2 separate regions of the Homo sapiens genome follow, and region 1 is linked to region 2. The links are chromatin loops, found by intact Hi-C in ENCODE. Cell type or tissue: mammary epithelial cell. All regions are shown on one strand. Each heading gives the region's core, and the rest is flanking DNA. Links, peaks and the distances in the headings are about the cores only. Region 1 overlaps LOC105373501 (a long non-coding RNA gene). Region 2 overlaps VWA3B (von Willebrand factor A domain containing 3B).

Region 1 (2,919 bases), core at 111-2,610, 130 kb before region 2:
TAAGGCTAGTCTTAAACTGGTGTACTTTGTGCTATGAATTCGTTTTTCTTGTCGAGGGGAACTTCAGGATAAAACATGGGCTTAGAACACCTGTAAGCCCGCTTTTCAAGACAACTCAGCAAGCTGGTCCGTAACGAACTTGGCTGCAGGTCCCTGAAACAAACAAAAAACAACTGGATGAAGTTTCCACCTTATTTTATGTCCTTGGGAGCTTGACCTTTTAACCACATGGCGGTACTTTCTCTTGGTCTCTGCCTTCCAGGGAACAGAAATTTTAGGGTTCATGTCATAGTTAGTGCTAAAAATCATATTAAAAAGTTAAAAGCCTTTACAAGCTCAAAATTAACTACTCTAGACTCCGTCTGGGGAAGGAAACAGAGGCTGTCCCATGCTGCACCTCTGTTGCTAAGGTTTTGCGCTTTCACAGTAGCGGTCCAGGTTCAATTCCCCACCTAGGAAGTAAGTCGTTTCTGGTTTAATACCTGCATGACCTTGTCTATTCTCTTCTCCTCTGTGGACTGTCTTAAATTTTCCTTTCTCTAAGCACCTGGGAGGTTACCTTTGGTAAAGTTCAAAAGTCAGAAATATCGGCCGTTTGGCATAAGAAATTCTAAAAGGACTTTATTAAAGAGTGCTATGGTTAAAATCAGTACTATTAAAAGCGGATAGTTAAACTCTAACAGCCTAGACTCCTTGGGAAAAACAGGAGGAAACAGAGACCACTTTCCTGGCCCTGTTCTTCCGGGGGCTCCATCCTAAAGCCAGTAATCCAATGAAGAAACTTAAAAACTGGCAAATGAAAAATTTTACAACTACTGTAGTATAATCTTCTGTCTTTCTTGTAGCTACATATGTGTTGTGTGTAATGTTTATATATAAGAGCTCTAATTAATTGGCTGAAACAAAAATAAGCACTTACATCAAATATTTTAAAAGCAAAATAGAAACTGTAATGCCTTTTAGTTCATATAACTTTAGTAATCTTTGGGAAAAACAGCTTTTAAAATTATTGTTAAAATAAAAACATTTAGTCTAAATTATGCAGGTCAGATATTAAGTTTGCTAAAGGCTTTAAGGTCATAAACTGCTGCTTTAACTTTTCCAAAATTGTTCAATTTACCTACCTTAAAGCCATGAGGTTCTAGATAAGGCCTGGGGACATGTGGAATTAGCCATGCCCCTTTGCTATACAAAGAAGATTATTAAGAAAGGGATTTTATGTAAGAAAGGATCTTGTATGGGAAATTCTTGTCCTAAAGTAAAATGACTGGTTGTCTAACAGGAGGGATGTTTAGGGCAGGTCAGAAAGTCCAATAATATCTCAGATGGTCTGTGTAAGTCATGAAAGGATTTGTGAAAGGGAATTTATGCAAGAAATGTCATACAATTCAAAGGTTGTTAAGCCTTGTAAATGCTTCATAAAATGCCACTATGACTCTTGCTGTACAACTTGCCTGCTTTATAGCTAGGTAAGGCCTGGGGACATGTGGAGTTAGTCATGCAACCTAGCTATGCTGGAGAGTCAGCTCTTATCTACACTTCTGTCTGGTGTGTCCTAGGCTAGGCGCCACACCTTGTATATAATTAAAATCCCGAACTTACCAAGTTTTTCACCAAAAATAAAAGTTGCTAAAAGTTAACGTTATAATATGTAACTAAAACTACTAAAAAAAATTTTACATGCAAGGTGTGTAAAGAAAGTAAAATGTGTTTTTGGCGAAAGATTACAAGAAGGCATGGGAATGTGCATTTTTTTTGCCTAAGGGGTTAAAGAATTGTTTTAAGTTAGAATAAAGGTTTGAACAATTGTGGAGGGTTTGTAGAAAATTAATTGTAAAAGAGATTCTGTGTGTGGACATTGGCTAAATTAAAGGAGTATTATTCAGTTTTTCTATAAATTAAAAATTGGAATAAAAGCACAACAGATTTTTCTTAGAGCAAAAACCTGCTTATGATCTGCTATTTAACAAAAACTTGTAAAGGGTTATAAAAGGTTTATAAGAATCTTACCTTATGGTCAAACTGATTAAGATTGGATCGATATATTTATAAGGTTTTATTAAGAATTGGGTTTGACATTGATAATGCACTAATGCAACAGTGACATTTGGCTTATTTGGTACAAAAATCATACAGGGAGCATTGTCAAATATAAAATGGTGTTTGGTTTTCTTTGGGCCATATTTGTATAAATATGTTATTGGTATATATATTCCAAAATCATGGGAAACTCTTATAATTCTGATATGACTTAGTGTACATTATCAGTAATAATGATAATCGTTACATAAAATCATTGTATGCCATGGAGGTAACAAATTTCCTTGTCAATTGTTTCTTTGATCGTGGCTCCCCTAAAACATTTTGTCAGCCATAGACAATTGTTACCTGGTTTTTTTTCTTTTTGAGACAAAGTTTCTCTCTTGTTGCCCAGGCTGGAGCGCAATGGCGCAATCTCAGCTTACTGCAACCTCTGCTTCCTGGTTTCAAGTGATTCTCCTGCCTCAGCCTCCTGAGTAGCTGGGATTACAGGTGCCCACCACCATGCTCAGCTAGTTTTTGTATTTTTAGTAGAGATGAGGTTTCGCCATGGTGGTCAGGCTGGTCTTGAACTCCTGACCTCAGGTGATCCAACTGCCTCGGCCTCCCAAAGTGCTGGGATAACAGGTGTGAGCCACTGTGCCTGGCCCAATCGTTACCTCGTTTTAATCCTCTTTAAAAGGTGATTTATAATCAATTATAGAACTCTAATAGGTGTTCTTAAATGCAGGTTTTCTGATAACTTTGGAGATTGTGTCATCAGAATAAAGGAAAAAACTTTCAGAACTCTAATGGAGAACTGAAATATTCATAACTATCAAACAGAAGTTAACTATATGGACTAAACTGAAGAAGTCTAATCTTTTTAACTTTGCTTAA
Region 2 (2,919 bases), core at 328-2,827:
GTGAGCTGGTGGCATTTTAGCTAGTCCTATTCACATTCCCCAGCTCCAGCTCCTCACTAACCTTAAAAACGAACAGTTTGTGATCACAGTGGAAACCACAGGCTCACAGCCACTGGAGGGGGCAGGATGGGGTTGGAGTTCCTTCAAAGCTTCATTTCCAGATAATTCTCATTATGTGACCTGTTCACTGGCTCTCTGGAAGACCCCAGTTACAAAGCTTTCTTTATTTGACTTCACTCAGTTCTTCCTCAGTGGGAAAAGCCTTTTCCCTGGGAACCGTTGTCAAAAACAATGAGAGGTGATTGATTAATTTTGTGGCTGACTAAGGTTGTAGATAACAGTCAGGACAAACAAGAGGTAAACCAAAACACTTAAGATGAAAAACTGGGGAATGGGATGTCCATTGGTCTTTCCAAAGCTCTGAGGTATTCCTGGGAATCTATCATGCATAGCCCAGGCAGGCACATGCACAGGGCTGTGGGCATGCCCAGGCTATGCATATGTTCAAAAAAAGACTCAGGAGGGCCCTAAGCTCTCATCTTGGGCTGACCCTGAGGCTCTGCACAAGCAGGAAGTAAAGGCTGAGGGAGAGTTGTTAACTGCTACAGCATGGAAAGTGTGGCCTGATACACACACAGCTCCTCAGCAAGGAATAGTCCAAAAGATTTAAGGAAATCTCTGTTCAATTATTAGCTGACCACTGAGTTAACTGAGCAGAGACTCCAGTGGCTACAAATGATAAAGAATGCAGATTTTACAGAATTCAGGAGTGATAAACAAACAACCACCAAATCACAACAAACTCTGGGCAGGTGGGAGAATCTGATTTCCAGAGTTGCTGCATTTTATTATTTAAAATGTCCAGTTGTCAACAACAACAAAAATGAGGCATGCAAAGAAATAAAGTATGGACCATACAAAGGAAAAAAAGCAATCCATAGGAACTGTCCATGAGGGAATTGTCCATGAGGAAACTGTCCATGTCCAGGAGGAAGCCCAGACATTGACCTTACTAGATAAAGATATTAAATAAGCGATTTTAAATATGTCAAAGAACTACAGGAAACTATGTCTAAAGAACATAGGAAGTATAAGAACACTGTCTTACCAATTAGAGATATCAATAATGAGAGAAATTTTATTTAAGAAGCAAATAGAAATTCTGTAGTTGAAAAAAGTTCTGGAGTACAAAGTATTGAAATGAGGAACTGACTAGAGGGGTTCAACACCCCGATTTGAGAAAGCAGAACAAACCAATGAATTTTTAGATAGCTCAATTGAGGTTACCCAGTCTGAAGAACAAAAGGAATAAAGAATGAAAAAAACCAAACAGAGTCTTAGAGACCAATGGCATACCATAAACATAACAACATGTGAACAATGGGAGTCCCCAAAGGATGGGGGAGAGAGAGAAAGAATATTTGAAGATGTAAGGGCTGGAAACTCCCTACATTTGATGAAAACATTAATTTACCCATCCAAGAAGCAAAATGGATTCCATGTAGGATAAAAGACACCCACACCTAGACACATTATAATCAAGCTGTTGAAAGCCCGTGGGGTGCTCCAGAGAACATTTACCTGATCTCCACAATGAATCCGTTTGGTAGAATGTTGGTGGGTTACCATCCTCCATCTCCTTCATTCCCTCCTCCCCATTTCTTGGCTCCCCTGCAGTGCCAGGCAGATATGCTTATTGCATGGTACTTTAGCAAGTGTAGGTTGACAGCAGGTTTAGTTAGCAACTGCAGCAAAGGGCTTGACTGCTCAGAGACGAGCTTCTCTCTCACACCACACTGTCGCCACCTGGCTCCCGGATCTCAGATTGGGATGGGCTTCATCTTACCTTCAGAGAACCCACAGCCCTTGCAGCTGCTCCATGCTGAACCGGCTCACAGGGCTGAAACCTCACTCATCTCACCAGCAGGCGAGACCACATTTCTTTTCCTGACAGTTGTTATGTTTCTCCCTCCTTTCCCAGCTGTCCTCAATTCTGGTTTCCTTCCTTCTTTTCTCCCCTCCCTTCCTTCCTTCCTTTCTTCTGTCCTCCCTTCCCTCCCTCCCTCCCTTCTATCTTTCCCTCCTTTCCTCCCTCCCTCCCTCATCATCACCACTTAACATGTGAATTTCAGGTCACTCAGTCTAAATTTCCTTAACTCCATCAATCCTGTCTCACTTCCTAATCTCAATTGTTCCATATTATACCAAACATCTCCCTCCCTCCCTCCCTCCTTCCTTCCTTCCTTCCCTTCTTCGGTCTTCCCCTCCCTCCCTTCTTTCTCTTCCTCCCTCCTTCCTTCTTTCCTTCTGCCTTCCTTTTCAGCTAATTCACAGCATTCTTTTCCTGTACCACTCCCCATGTGGTGGCCAAGAGTTTGTTCATTGTCTCATGGCACCCATGATCACAGGGGTTATGGTCTCTCAAATACAAGCCCTCTAAAATGTTCTATGCAGAAAGACTCTGGGGCTAAATAGCTTTGGGAATCTTGCTTGTGGTAAGCCCCACTGCCCATTCCCCTAAGAAAGTCTTACAGAAGTCCTGTGATCAAGAATCCTTTGAAACTTTCCTTTCAAGCTCCCCAAACTTTTTGTCTAAGGAGCCCTCTTCCTGAGTAGAAGCCACTGACATGCAGTGGAAGCAGTTTCTGTGGGACCCACTCTTGGAAACATCAGACTTGGTCTAGAGTTCCAGTTTATTCATACGCTGACAGCCCCCCTGAAAGGCATGTGGGGCTAGCGTGGCAGGAATGAGGTGCCAGGCAAGTAACATTCAGTGGAGGAGGCTGGGAGAAGAGAGTTATGGTGGTGAGAAATCCCTGATGGCTGTGAGCCCCTCTGGAGCTGAACCTGGAGGGTGGGTGGATGAGGGACAGGAAGAGGAGTGGGCACTGATACCTATGCCCAATTTATCTATTTGTG

The links. Hi-C counts contacts between places; a loop is a spot of excess contacts. Peaks named below come from ENCODE experiments on the same cell type or tissue, not always from the same donor. Only the 100,000 strongest peaks of a DNase experiment are listed, where the experiment ranks them.
Region 1: it touches region 2 in a loop (2.3-fold over the local background); 1 of 110 quality-filtered maps calls a loop at or near these places.

The regions. Positions count from the first base shown.
Region 1 is chr2:98,048,840-98,051,758 of GRCh38, forward strand. It overlaps LOC105373501 (a long non-coding RNA gene), which reads right to left. Exons shown (of 3, transcript XR_923092.3): 2 at 1-153. Among named protein-coding and RNA genes, the nearest start is that of VWA3B, 37 kb to the right of the region's middle. In mammary epithelial cell, for the core only: no CTCF peak of the experiment used is centred there; a DNase peak (open chromatin) is centred at 1,472.
Region 2 is chr2:98,174,231-98,177,149 of GRCh38, forward strand. All of the region lies in intron 8 of VWA3B (von Willebrand factor A domain containing 3B), which reads left to right. Among named protein-coding and RNA genes, the nearest start is that of VWA3B, 89 kb to the left of the region's middle. In mammary epithelial cell, for the core only: a CTCF peak has its summit at 1,800; no DNase peak of the experiment used is centred there.